Regions from separate parts of the Homo sapiens genome. Here region 1 is linked to region 2. A link is an interaction called in ENCODE POLR2A ChIA-PET data of the cell type or tissue named here. Cell type or tissue: PC-3. All regions are shown on one strand. Links, peaks and the distances in the headings refer to the core of each region. The heading gives the core; the rest is flanking DNA. Region 1 has its middle 8.1 kb from the start of PPP1R1C. Region 2 has its middle 40 kb from the start of NEUROD1.

Region 1 (7,254 bases), core at 1,438-5,437, 260 kb before region 2:
TCAGATCTACAGCTATAAGAAGCCTTACCAGACTAAGCTCACTATATTGCAATCTCATATTAAAATCTGAATTCCCACAGCACTTAAGTATAAAATACTTGCAATCTCTATCAGGCTTAAAGGCAAACATCAATGATTCATTCATTCCACATTTATTTAGTGCCTACTGTGTTCTTTAAAACTTCTCCTTGGCCGGGCACGGTGGCTCACGCCTGTAATCCCAGCACTTTGGGAGGCCGAGGCGGGCGGATCACGAGGTCAGGAGATCGAGACCATCCCGGCTAAAACGGTGAAACCCCGTCTCTACTAAAAATACAAAAAATTAGCCGGGCGTAGTGGCGGGCGCCTGTAGTCCCAGCTACTTGGGAGGCTGAGGCAGGAGAATGGCGTGAACCCGGGAGGCGGAGCTTGCAGTGAGCCGAGATCCCGCCACTGCACTCCAGCCTGGGCGACAGAGCGAGACTCCGTCTCAAAAAAAAAAAAAAAAAAACTTCTCCTTATTTGTTTTGTGATTGCATGTTCTCATCTTCACTAACTCTAACAATTTTGACTTACTCTAGAATCCTCATATCAATCAGTAGAGTGTATATGAGTGCTGAATTGAACTGAAGAATTATTAGTGTGTTACATACTCAGTATTTTTTTTCTCTAACCATGCAGACACTATTTTTTAATGTATAATTTTCCTGAGTAGTCACTCAATTATGTTTAATCTCTATTCTTGTTGAGGCAGTTTCACTAAAGAAAGCCATAAACCCATGAAGAGTTTGTAGCAAGTCCATATTAGCCATGATGCTATAGCAGTGAGTTGACATCAGAGAGAGGGAGCTACAGAGATTTGTAGAGCCGAGGCACTGTAGGTCTTTACTGATGCCACTTTGGGGAAACAGCTCAATGGACAGCCCAGGAATAGGAGTGTCATGGGGACACAGTCAATCACAGCCCAGTGTGGACAGTCTTAGAAATTTTAGACATTGTAGACTTTTAAACAGGCTTTAGCTCAAGTCCAGCAAAGGCACAGGAATAACGTGAGGAAGACTTGGAATTCGCTCTCACCCCTTGTCTACCTATCTCCCTTTTCATTTGTTTTGGTACCTTTCACTTTTATGGATTTCCATAGCTTAATGTTAGCCTCTCCCTGCTTTTTGTTTTGGAGAGATGATTATTAAATGAAGTTGGACTTGTAATTGCTGAGTATACCTAGAAATATATTCATTTCCAAAATGCTTTCATAAATATTATTTATACATCCAACAAATATTTATTGAGTATCTCATTCTATGACAGACACAGTGATACAAACACAAATACAATAAGATCCCAACCTCTAAAGAACATACAGTTGAGAGAAGAAGGCAGAATCCTATAAAAATAAGCACCATAGAGCTGGTGACGCCATGATCAAAAGGAGTTATAGGAAGTGGAAAGGGGACCTAGGTAGGAGGGTGATGTCTGACTGTGAGCCACAGACATTCTTTTATTTGCCTACAGGTGTTGTTGTTGTTTTTAATTGCTACCATGTTTAAAAATACACAAAAACACACAAAAATAAAGATATTCAGCTTCTCAATAAAATAGAAAGTCTTGCAAAGCTGGGCCCTGATATCCACAAGGTCACAGAGCTGCCCTCTCTATGCAAAGAAGTGATTTTTACATAGAGACAGGCTCCATCGCCTCTAACACTACGTACACTCTATTTACACCCAGTTATCTTCACTCAGTCCCTGACCTAGAGGAAGAAATGACAACATTGCATGCCATGCACATTTCTTTGCAAAAGTAGATACCCCGATACCCCCAACTGAGCCTAGCTTTTGAGTCATTCTTGCCCATGCAAAGAAATGTGGGATTTACTCTGAAGGCAGTGACAGGAACTAAAGAGATTCACATAAGAGAGTATGGCAATTTGATTTAGGTTTTTTAAAGAATGATCACTGTGGTGCCCATGTAGAAGTAGATTGGAATGGGTCAAGACCAGAGACAAGATTATCTGAGGATGTATAAAAATCTACTCAAGAAATGAAAAAAAGCCTCAAATAAAGTAATAGCAGTGAAAATGGAGAGGGAGATGCATAGAATATAGTTATTTAATGAAATTGGATGATAATAACGGAAGAGAGAGTTGGAACAATGATGAACTACGAATTCAGATTTAGCAGCCTAGTATATGGGGTCATATCACTCACTAAATGGTAAAATGTAAGGATAAGATGTAGAACAACAATAAAAATCAATTACTCTAGACTTGGTTTAGTCCAAGTATGTTATCTAGATGGAAATACTCCTTACATTTTCTCATTGTTAAAATTAGTGAATATTAAAATTTAAAATAAGGATAAAACTCTTAACTATTTCATAGAATTGATATAAGGATTCCAAGAGGTAATTCATGAAAACTGTTCAGCACATGGCATAATTGTGACTCAAACAGCTGGAGATGACTTGAATAGCCAGGGATTAGAATGCTCTGGAGGCTTCTTTACTCACATGCCTGACACCTGGGCAAGAATGACTCAAAAGCTAGGCTCAGTTAGGGGTATTGGGGTATCTATTTTTGCAAAAATGGAAGAAACAATCTCTCTCATTCCCCATATTTTTCTGAAATGGCCCTTACTATTCTCCCACCAAGAGTTGTAGTCTAATTCCCTTCAAATCTCGGCTGGCCTAAGTGACTCATATGTAAACTATAGAACACAGAGAAGGTGATGCTTCCTGACTACTGAGGCTGGTTCATAAAAGGCCATGCTCATTCCACTCAGTTCCTGTGTAACACCCCTCCAGTCCCTCCAGCTAGGACTGCTCCCTCTCAGAAAACAGCCACTGCACTGTGAAGAAGGCAAAGCCACATGGAGACCACCTGTGAGTACTCCAGTGGGCACCCTCAACTGAGCCTGACCTGTGAGTCATTTTTGCCCAGGTGTCAGCCATGCGAGTTAAGAAGCTTCCAAAGCATTCTAATCCCTAGCTATTCAAGTCATCTCCAGCTGTTTGAGTCTCTGATCTGATGCCCCAGACATCATGGTGCAAAGAAAAACACTCTGGCATTGCTCTGTCTGCCTACTCTCCAAATGTTCTGTCATGAGGCACATTCAGAACCCAGAAGGTATTCAGTGAAAAGCCCAAGTCGCATGCAGAGGTTTGACTGTGTCCCCACCAAATCTCACTCTGAATTGTGATAATCCCCATGTGTTAAGGGCAGGGCCAGGTGGAGTTAATTGAATCATGGGAGTGGTTTTGCCATACTTTTCTTGTGGTAGTGAATAAGTCTCATAAGATCTGATGGTTTTATAACTGGGACTTCCCCTGCACAAGCCCCCTTGCCTGCCGCCATATAAGACATCCCTTTGTTCTTTCTTTGTCTTCCACCATGATTGTGAGGCCTCCCCAGCCATGTGAAACCATGAGTCCATTAAACCTCTCTGCTTTATAAACCACCCAGTCTCAGGTAGGTCTTTATTAGCAGCATGAAAACAGACTAATACAAGATGTCACATGCTGATTCCTGTCAACAGCCCCAGTGGAGCCCAGACTTTGAGTCATCACAGCTACCCCATGAGACATGTGAGTGAAGAAGCCTCCGGGTAATTCCAGTCCCCAGCCACGTGAGTCAGCTCCAGTTGTGAGAGTTCCAACTGAGGCCCTCAACATAGTGGAGCAGAGACAAGTCATCTTCACTTTGCCTTACCTGGATTCTTGACCTACAGAAACTATGGACATAAAAAATGGTTGCTGGCCTCCAAAGTGCTGGGATTACGGGCATGAGCCACCACACTTTTTAAAGTGTCCTGTTAGGCACTTTAAAAATCATTAGTATTATTCTTACAGTTTTCTATTTTATAACACAGAAGAGTGGTCTGTCTTGAAGGTATACACATAATATATGAGTCCTTGTCAAATAAGCCCTGAAAGACATGGGGATAGATAAATTAATCCAAGCAGTTTGTGGAATGCAAAGATAAGAAAAAAGTGTAGAATTCTGATAAACCCAAATGTTAAGGGGGAAAAGAGGACAAAATGGAAACAAACACACACACACAAAAATACAATCAGAGGAGTAAGAAGACCAGGAAAGAATAACAACATGGAAATAAAGATTGAAGAGAGTTTCTTTAGGAAACATGTGATCAGCATGTCAAAACTACAGAGGATGTAATTACAAACATCTAAAAATTATCCACTGAATTCTAGTAGTTATATTGAGGGAAAGAGTGGGAAATAGGTAGGTGATAAAAAATTAGCCTAGCTTTTTTTTTTTTTTTTTTTTTTTTTTTTTTTTTTTTTTTTTAGATAGATTCTCACTCTGTTGCCCAGGCTGGAGTGCAATGGCACGATCTCAGCTCACTGCAACCTCCACCTGGGTTCAAGTGATTCTCATGCCTCAGCCTCCAGGTAGCTGGGATTACAGGCATGTGTCACCATGCCAAGCTAATTTTTGTATTTTTAGTAGAGACAGGGTCTCGCTATGTTGCCCAGGCTGGTCTTGAACTCCTGGCCTCAAGTGATCCACCTGCCTCAGCATCCCAAAGTGCTGGGATTACAGGCATAAGCCATTGTGCCTGGCCCATAATTTAGGCAAGTTCTTTAAAAAACACCTTGACAGTTAAAAGAAAGCCTCCTTCAAACATGGGACCTTACAGTAGAGAGCAAGAGCAAGAGTGGAGTGGAGCTTTTTAGATTTATTTTATAGATGAACCAGACTTGAATATGTCCTGGGCTGCAAGGAGGTAGCCAGAGGGGAAAGATGTTTAAAATACTCAAGAGACAGAGAGGAGTGAGGAATAGATAGATACAGATATAGATATAGATATAGATATACAGATATATAGATAAAATTTATATTAAGGTGAGGAGAATTACTCAGGATTCCTGAACAGTAGGCCAGTAGCCTTTGTAGGAGATTATAGGTATGATCCTCTTACTCAACGATATAAATAAATAAATGAATAAATAACCCATTTGCAAAATTCTTCACATTTTAAATAGTTTGGTAATACAATGGAAGAAAATAATGTTATAAGATTTTATTTGGTTTGGATTCAGAGTAACTTCTAGAACTCTGTTGTTGGTAGGGTTTCCAAATAATTTTCAAAAATTTCACACAATGTTTAAATAGTATAGCTGTATCTAGTATAATTTCATTATAGATTTGTATCCATATATACACATGCATGTACTCATGCATTAAACACCTACTGACATATACATACACGCTTACTTATACTTTTGTGTGTGATGTGTGAAAAATGTTTGGAAGAATATATTCTGAGATGTTAATGGGGTTGTCTCTGGATGGTGAGTTTATAGGTTATATATTTTCTCTTTATGATTTTCTATGTTATACAATGAGCACATTTGAATTTTTTAATAAAAAATTAAGAGCCAGAATAACAAAGATAATTTTAAATAATATTTTTAAGGTTCTTTTGCATTTTGATGCAGAAAAAGATTTTTCACACCCTCTCTTAAATCAGAGAAATTAAAATAGAGCTCTTTTTCAAAAAAACATGCTTTGTCTTCTAATGAAGGACAAGCTACTTTGGATGAGATCATTATTTCCAAAATCATATTGAATTTACCTCCCTTACTTAATGCAAAAGAACACTGTTCCTAACATTCTTACATTTACCTATAAGAGCAATATTATAGGTACACAGAGGGCCTTTCAATATGCATTGTACTTGACATATGTAATACAATGGAAACGAACTACAATAATAATTGTGCACATGTACCCTAAAACTTAAAGTATTATAATAATAATAAAATAAAAAATAAAAAGAGAAAGAACCAGGAGAGTGTTTTCTTATAGCTTCCTGTTAAATAGCTATTATTTTATTGGTTTAGCTTTGTTAATTCTTTCTTTAAGCTATGGATAACAAGTGCAACATATTCTTATTTTTTTACATAGTTAAAACAGAATAAATGAATGTGTTGTCTGAGAGAGAAAAAAGAGAGAGAATAAACACAGTCGAAGATGAAGCTCCATAAATTTGAATGAACTTCACATTTTCTACTCAGAGGAAATGTTCAAAATATAAATAGTATTATGCACCATCACTGATGTAGGCAAACCATGAACTATATTTTAGCAATAGTTATCAATCAGGGAAGACTTGAAAGAACAAATTCTCTCAAAGTCTTGCCCAGTCTTACCTTTTTAGATGTCTTTCAAAAGAGAATCTTGAAGAGAGAAAACATTCTAAAAAAAAAAAAAAAAAAAAGGCAACAAATAACTACCAGGCTGATGTACTATCTCCAGTTTAGTTCTTCAAAACATTTCATCAGGAACACTGATCTAAATTACCCCCAAAATTTTATATTATAATTTTTCAAAGCAGGGTTTTAAGAGTCCCTTAAGTCAGTGCCTTGTAACCCCATATGATTGATGTCTGACACAATCTTGACAGTCATCAGAATTTTAGTGGACTCCTTTCATTTATTTTGCAGGTATCAGGAAAAGCATTTGGGGTACTGCCTTTATTGAGAGACATTACAAATGATTGAAGACAGGAAAGACTGCACTCCTAATAATGGTGAAGCACTTTAAAATATGTATAACCTTTTAAACGATGTTCAGGTATAGCTAGTGGAAAATCAGGTAGTTCCAGGCAGCTACTGCTGCCTAACTACTCTCACTTTCTCTGGAAACCAGTGAGCATTCTGATTTATAGTTCTCAGGCAAAGGGTGTCTTCCAACCCCAAGTGACTGTCTTCTCCATTTCACACCTTTACACCTGAACATTCTCAAATTGTTTCTGAAAATCACATAGCACAATTGGAAAATCTGAGTTCCTCAATTCCAGGAAGGGTCCACTGTATATAAGGTTGACATGGAGATGCTTCAGATTCATATTTATTCTAGAAGAATCCAATCTCAGAATGGATACCAAATCTTTGTGCAAGGGAGTATGATCACAGTCTTTTCCAATTACAGTTTGTGACAAGACTAGAATATATATATTCTGTGATAATATTAAAGTGCAGTTAAGATACTTTCATTGAATTTCTGGTTGTTTTGTGAAATATTTTAACAGCATCTTCTGTTCAATTCATTTGCACCTTCAAATATACTCTATGGAATCCAATTTGGAATTTATGTAACATAGATAAATATCAAGTAAGAAATATTCTCAGAGTATAATCTTCTGTATGTTATTTTAATTAATATTCACAACCATCTCTTAGATTCCTGTGGGAAAGAGGACAAACAGCAAATACATGATTTAAGTCAACTCTAGATATTGGTTCCATTTC
Region 2 (7,254 bases), core at 2,182-6,181:
AGGTATCACAGCTGATAACACAAGGGCCCCAGGCATGTGAGAGGAGCTTTCTTGGACCCTCCAGCCAGCCCAGCCAGCCACCAGTTGGATACAGCTTCATATGTGACTCCAGCCAATCCCAACTGAAAGAGAAAAACCATCCAGTGAACCTGCAGAATCTTGAGAAATAACAAGTCATTCTTGCTTTAAAGCTCAGTACTTTAAGAGTGTTTGTTACACAGTAATAATTAACCAATACAGCTTAGAAATCAACATTTGCAGAGAGACATATAGGAGCATCAGATGGTTATACACAAGGATTTCTGAATAGAGGAATGATTAGAAGTTACAAGAAGCAGTAGAGTCTCATGGCTTTGGGAACAAAACCTGTGTTTGCATTTCTATTCCACTTCTTTTTTTTTTTTTTTTTTTTTTGAGACGGAGTTTCACTCAGTTGCCAGGCTGGAGTGCAGTGGCCCCATCTCGGCTTACTGCAGCCTCTGCCTCCCAAGTTCAAGCAATTCTCCTGTCTTAGCCTCCTGAGTAGCTGGGACTACAGGAGCACGCTGCCACACCTGGCTAATTTTTTTGTATTTTTAGTAGAGATGGGGTTTCACCATGTTGGCCAGGATGGTCTCGATCTCCTGACCTGGTGATCTGCCTGCCTCAGCCTCCCAAAGTGCTGGGATTACAGGTGTGAGTCACCGCGCCCAGCCTGTATTCCACCTTGTACTGTCTCTATGATCTTGGGCAAGGCAGTACATTTCTTGGATGTTGACTTTCTTGGGATTCAGTATAAAATAGAAATTCAGTATATAAAATAGAAATAATCACTCCTACTTCATTAAGGTATAGCAACAGTAAGTAAATTAGATAAATGTATAAAGCTCTTAGCACAGTGCCTCATCCAGATTAAGAATTAACTGCTAGTTTTTGTTCTTGTAATCATCAAAGAGCTTTCCGAAGAAATTGAATTTTGATTTGCATAAAAATTAATTCATAGATCTTTATTCTGTAGTAATGAGATATATTGAGTTCAGTTGTTCCTGAATCTCCAGCTACAATTCAGTTTTCTCTTGTTCCTAGTTAGATTACAAATTTGTATTATGGTCCCTATTTTAAAAGGTAATATAGTAACTTTATACAAAAGTGTCTGGGGCAGAGGCTAGGATCCGTTTCAAAACTCATGTCTTTTCCTCTTGGGCACACAATTAGATGTTGTAAGGTCATAGATTCTGACTAGTGGAATGCTAGTCTAACTCACTGTTAGAGAAATTCTATTTCTAACTCTATTTCCATTTAGAAATAGAAACTTGCTCTGTGCCTCCTTCTTAACTGCCATTTCCACTCATTTTCAGATATATGACCTAACATGCATAGCAGGAACTCTGGACATAGGTGATGTTTAAGTCTCTGTAAAATGGTGGATCACTTATAAATGCTTAAAAATAATGATAATTTACAACTATTAATAGGTAGTATTTATTGACTATTTAATTATGCCCAAGGCACCATATATTCGATGTCAATTAAACTGTATAGTCATCATAATAAATCTATGCAGTAGGAATCATTTTTACCTCCATTGTACAGATGAGAAAACCAAGACTCAGAGTCTTTAGCAATTTGCCAGAATTACACATCTGGTTCATGGAAGAGCTGGAAAATGTGAAACCAGAGCCTGTACTCTTACCCATGCCCTCCATGAGTTCTCAACATGTGGTCATAGACATTATGTCCTTTTAAGGTATATCACATGAATGTATACTGGAAATATATGGGTTGTGAAAAAAGAATATATCAAAATGCTTGTTCATGAGATAGACCAAATGTCACTGGCGTATCCAATTGCATGGTAGTTATTAGCCTAGGCCATTAGTTGCATTAGTTCCCATGTTCTTTTTGACAGGAATTTTTGTTTGGTCATAATGTAACATCCTCTTGTCTATGGGGTCAGATGCTCTGCTTCCATGTAGTTAATCAATGCTGGTGATCAGTTTGCCTTTTCAATATGACTGATTACCTTAATCCTGACTCCAGTGATGACAGCATTCTATGGCTTTTCAGCTGGGAGCCTCTTTGCAATACTAGCTATTTCACAGTCACGATTTTACTTATAACTTGGAAAAAAAACACTCAGAAAACCTCATCATCATGAAGGCTAGCATGCATCAAACATTTATAATGTGCCAGGCATTATGCTAATTACTTAATGTTTATTTCATTTAATCCTCTCAGCAACCCAAAATAATTGGAATCATTTTACCCAGACTTTCAAAAAAGAGAAAATTGAGACAAAGATATTAAGTAATTTACCAAGTTTACACAGCAGAGAGGTGACGTAGCTGAGCTTTGAACCCAGAGTCTGCCTTTCTAACCAATAGAATGTCTCAAGGCACAATCTCCAGGCACTTGATCTCCAGATGGCACCTGGAATGGTGGATACTGACCCAGAGAACATTTTGCATCAAGCTCCAAATTCATCTTAGTCTTTGCTGTTTGCCACTGGGCAGCATTCCTGAGTTATACTGGCAGTGTGAAGCCCTAAATTTGATGGCAGGCAGTTAAAAGTATGTAACTGAAATTAATGCACATACATTTTAAGGGATGTTAATATTATTGTAGTTTTCTTCAAAAGACAAATACCTTAAGGGCACTAAACTGAGTTGGGTACATATGAATTGATCTTTATACTGCCTCCCTACAAACATACACCTAGGAAACAACTTCTCCCAAAATATTAATACCACTTGCTAACAAACTTCTTTGATCTGAGATACAAGCACTCAAACTCCTGAGAATGAACATGCCATTCATGGATGCTTTTTCTACATATATATTCTAAGAAACAGCATTATATTTGGCCAAAGAGGAGGCCCCCTAAATGGGGAAGAAGTGTGTTATATTTTTCAGGCTTTTTTTTTTTTTTTTGAGACAGAGTCTCACTCTGTCATCCAGGATGGACTACAATGGTGTGATCTAGGCTCACTGCAACCTCTGCCTCCCGAGTTCAAGTGATTCTCCTGCCTCAGTCTCCTGAGTAGCTGGGATTATAGGCGCCTGCCACCACACCCAGCTAATTTTTGTAATTTTAGTAGAGACAGGGTTTCACCATGTTGGTCAGGCAGGTCTCGAACTCCTGACCTTGTGATCCACCCACCTTAGCCCCCTAAAGTGTGGGGATTACAGGCATAAGCCACCACACCTGGCCATTCTTTAGGCTTTTTAGGACCTAAAAAGAACATGTACCAAAATCTCAAAAAAAAAAAAAACCGATATATGTATACAAATATACTTAAATTATACATATATATATACTTACATATACTTAAATTTTATATATAAATAAAATTTATGTAGGCCAGTGTGCATTTATTTCTTTCTAATAGAGACATAGAACTTTGTCTTTGGCCTAAGTATTCAGCCAACATCTATGCTTTCATTTGTCTTTGATCTAGGATTTTGGAAGATCATGAATAACCAACTTCACTGTCATTTCTGGCATCCCAGGACTTATATGTGACCAGTGAGATTATTTGGAAATTACCATCATATCTAATTGGCTTAAGAAAACCAATAACATAAACAAAGCATATAATTTGAAACATCGTTCATATCTGAATATTCACTTTCAAATGTAGGCAATCATTCTAATCGCAATCTGGAGTCTAGACCTCCTTATGATTTTTGTTATTGTTTTTGTTGCTATCTTCTCATTCAATTGAAAAACTGATGCACAGTTGTTTTGCCTTAATGCAACAAATGTATTTCTTTAAAAAGAAGTGAACTCAAGTCTACAAGATTATACACTAAAAACAATAGATGCAAAATAGTATCAGGGTGAAGTCACTCTAATTGTATGCAATTCCACTCAAAACATACAAACTTTATAATTAATGTGCTAACAAAAATGATAATCCTAGTAAAAATGCCAGCACAGCTATTGAAAAGTTAAATGACTAATAAATAAAGAAATACTACTGTATAAATAGGACTTCGCAAAGAATAACAACAAAACCCTAAAACTAATCTGTGGAAGGGAATACGATGAAGGATTGGGGCTGCTGAGTTATGGAGATGAGGGCAAAGTACACAAAGATCAGGGAGAACCATGCCATAAGTACCTCCAGGAAAGAGCATGTTGCCAGGGAGCCAAGAGGAGCATGGTGAATGAATGGCACAGTGCAACCCAGCTCAAGACATTCAGCTGGGTTAGTGCACTTTGCATTCAGATGCCATTACACACTGGTACAAAACATTAATATGCTGGAAAATATTCCATGTAAACCAATGTGATCCCCAAGATAACACCATCCTCTGATCCTAGTGCATATGAGCTGATTCACAGTGCAGAAACACATATTATAGTAGAACAAACTGTAGGCGTAAAATATGGCAATAATGATGATTCTGAAAGCTATTAATTAGGTACAAAAACAATTATTAAAGACTTTCAAATAGTTACAGTGGAAACTAGATTACAATTAATATGACTTTTAAGAGAGAATGTAAATCTAGTAAACAGTTAAAATTGTAAAGTATGCTATATATAGATTTTGAGTCGACAAATATTTATAGAAATTTGTATAATAATATGAGATATAATTAGTGAGATTGTGAAGAAAAGATTATAAAGAAAAATCCTGTATCTCAAAATATCTTTCTCCTCCATCAACAGTAATCAATCCAAAGTGATCCTTTACTTAGAATCATCAATATGCAGTAGAGCTGCTGAGATATTATTGTTCCTACAGTATTATGTCAAACTTTAGAAATTTGACTACTAAAATTGTTATCATAGATTTTATAATAAATGTAGATAAGATTTCATATTTATTCCCATGTCCCAAAGTTTCTATTAGAATAGTGATATTTGGTTGTGACCTCAGCTCAATTTCCATTTAATGTTGTTAAAAGCAGCTTAAGACTGGTTGCGGTGGTTCATGCCCATAATCTCAGCGCTTTGGGAGGTCAATGCCAGGGGATCACTTGAGCCCAGGAGTTTGAGACCAGCCTGGGCAACATAGTGATACCTCATCTCTACAAATAATAATAAAAAAAATTAGCCAGGCGTAATGATGTCCACCTGTGGTCTCAACTACTCAGGAGGCTTAGGTGAAAGGATCACTTGAGCCCAAGTGGTCGAGGCTGCAGTGAACTGTGATTGAGCCACTGCACTCCAGCTTGGACAATAGAGTGAGACTCCATCTCAAAAAAAAAAAATCAGCTTAATATTGATTTTAACACTCATTAATATAACTTATTTACCTCTATCCTTTATTTTAAAAATTATTAAGATGACTTGTGAATAATGAAACATAGTTTTAAATACTCTAAAGCTATATTGTCTAATATGGTAGCCACTAGCCACAGGTGATTTAAATTAATTGAAATTAAATAAAAGTGAAAATGCAGTTCCTCAGTCACACCTACCACATTCATGGGCTCAAGTTACTTGTGGCTACTATACTATACAGTGAAGATATAGAATATTTCTATTATCACAGAAAGTTGAACCATTAAACAATAGTTCTACTGACCTATAGTTCTGCCTCATTTCTGAAAAAGCGCAATGATTCATGAGTCAAAGTTGCCACTAGACAGCATTAGCATACATTTAAGAACCACCAATCCACACATCTTTTTATTTCCTGCCTCTACAGTGTTGTTGAAAAATCCTTCTCTCTTGGTTTTGCCTTGGGTGGTAGGGAAAGAGGGAGCCCACCCAGGAACCCGCGGACGAATGGGCCAATCTTTGCAGATGCTGTCAACACCCTGCCCAGTCCCTGGCTCTTTTGACCTCAGTGTGCACCAGCCACTTTCCAACTGCCAGTATCTCCATTTCTTTGACCAAGACCTTTTTCAGAAGCTGCTGCGAGATACATTCTGCCCATACACCTGGCAGGACAAAAGTGCCTGGGAGTTGACACCCAGTAAAAGAAGCCTTCTACTATTGATGAATGGAAGTTGGTGTAAAAATACTCTAGCTCCCCGCTGCCTCAAGTAGAAAAATCTCTGAGTTGTGTGTTTTGCAGCATTTTCCAGAGTGGCCTGTCATGGTAGTCGACTTAACAGTGCACCCTATATTGGCGATTTTGCCTTTCCTATGTCACTTTTTCTCACCTCATCTGTTTATTTGCATCTCCAAATAAACCCCTTGTGTGCAAGTCCTTGCCTAAGGATCTGCTTTTGAGAAAACCTAAACTTAAGACAAAATCCAAATTAAGGGGATGGGGGAGAATTAGAAAGAAGAGGGGCTTATAAGAATAAAGAGAATGAACATTTACAGTGTATATCATTAGATTGCAAACTTCTTCAGAGCAAGAACTGTGTCTCAATTTTCTATTCCTAATGTGTAGCACACACAAGGCCCTCAGTGAGTATTAAAGCGTACAGTGTTTCACACACGTGATTTCTCTGATACCCCAACAATCCTATTTGGTGGCTATTACAGCCATTTTTCAGCTGAGTAAATTAAAGTTCAGATAATTTAAATGAATTGCCCAGAGTCATATAGTCAGTGACAGTGTTCAGCCTGGAACCAGGGTTTCAGACTCTAAGCCGTATGCTTGTCCCTGTTGCTGGTGCCACCCACTTGCTGGTCATCCCATTGACTTGCCTGCGGGCCTGTTAGCTGGCCTCAGCTTCAGGAGACCATTGCAGCACCATGTTCTGTGCACCCACCTCTGCCTGAATGAACAGAGTGAAATATGTCATTTATTTCTGCTTCTGCTGTGTTGTAAGTGTGTTTTCAACATTATTTTCAGAGACCATGGCTCTTTATCTCTAGGCTTGATCCTAAAAACAATTGTGAAGAGGACAATGGTAAATTCCCGGATTCCTCCAGGCTCATCTGTGGCAGTGCCAGTCTCTCCCACACTCACCCTCTGAAGTCTCAAGGACCTGTGTTGTCACATGTGGCCCAAGCAGTTCCAAGACTCTCGAACCATTAAAAAGAACTTCTGCACTCCAGAGAATCATTCCGGGTTCTGCCCTCTGCCTTCAGTTCCAAATCTTTTGCTCTCTGAATCTTCTACTGAATTATTGGCTTGATTCTTGATTGGAGGTTTATTTCAGGTCTGTGCCATAAGGATATTTTCAATTTAAGGGTAGTTTGAGGTTTCTATCAAGCTTGTCGGGTTTAGAGGGTGAATGCCTGAGTTAGAATTCATTTCTATAAGTTTACTTTAAAGGAGAGTGTAAGACCTTGGGCAAATTATTTCATTCTCTGTTTTTGTTTCCTGATCTGTAAAATACAGATATTAAAAATACTCA

The links. Peaks named below come from ENCODE experiments on the same cell type or tissue, not always from the same donor. Only the 100,000 strongest peaks of a DNase experiment are listed, where the experiment ranks them.
Region 1: POLR2A ChIA-PET joins it to region 2 with 7 read pairs; 2 of 35 experiments call an interaction of 5 or more read pairs at or near these places.

The regions. Positions count from the first base shown.
Region 1 is chr2:181,974,164-181,981,417 of GRCh38, reverse strand. It overlaps a transcript of PPP1R1C not described here. Among named protein-coding and RNA genes, the nearest start is that of PPP1R1C, 8.1 kb to the left of the region's middle. In PC-3, for the core only: no CTCF peak of the experiment used is centred there; a DNase peak (open chromatin) is centred at 3,557.
Region 2 is chr2:181,716,426-181,723,679 of GRCh38, reverse strand. No RefSeq gene overlaps it. Among named protein-coding and RNA genes, the nearest start is that of NEUROD1, 40 kb to the right of the region's middle. In PC-3, for the core only: no CTCF peak of the experiment used is centred there; no DNase peak of the experiment used is centred there.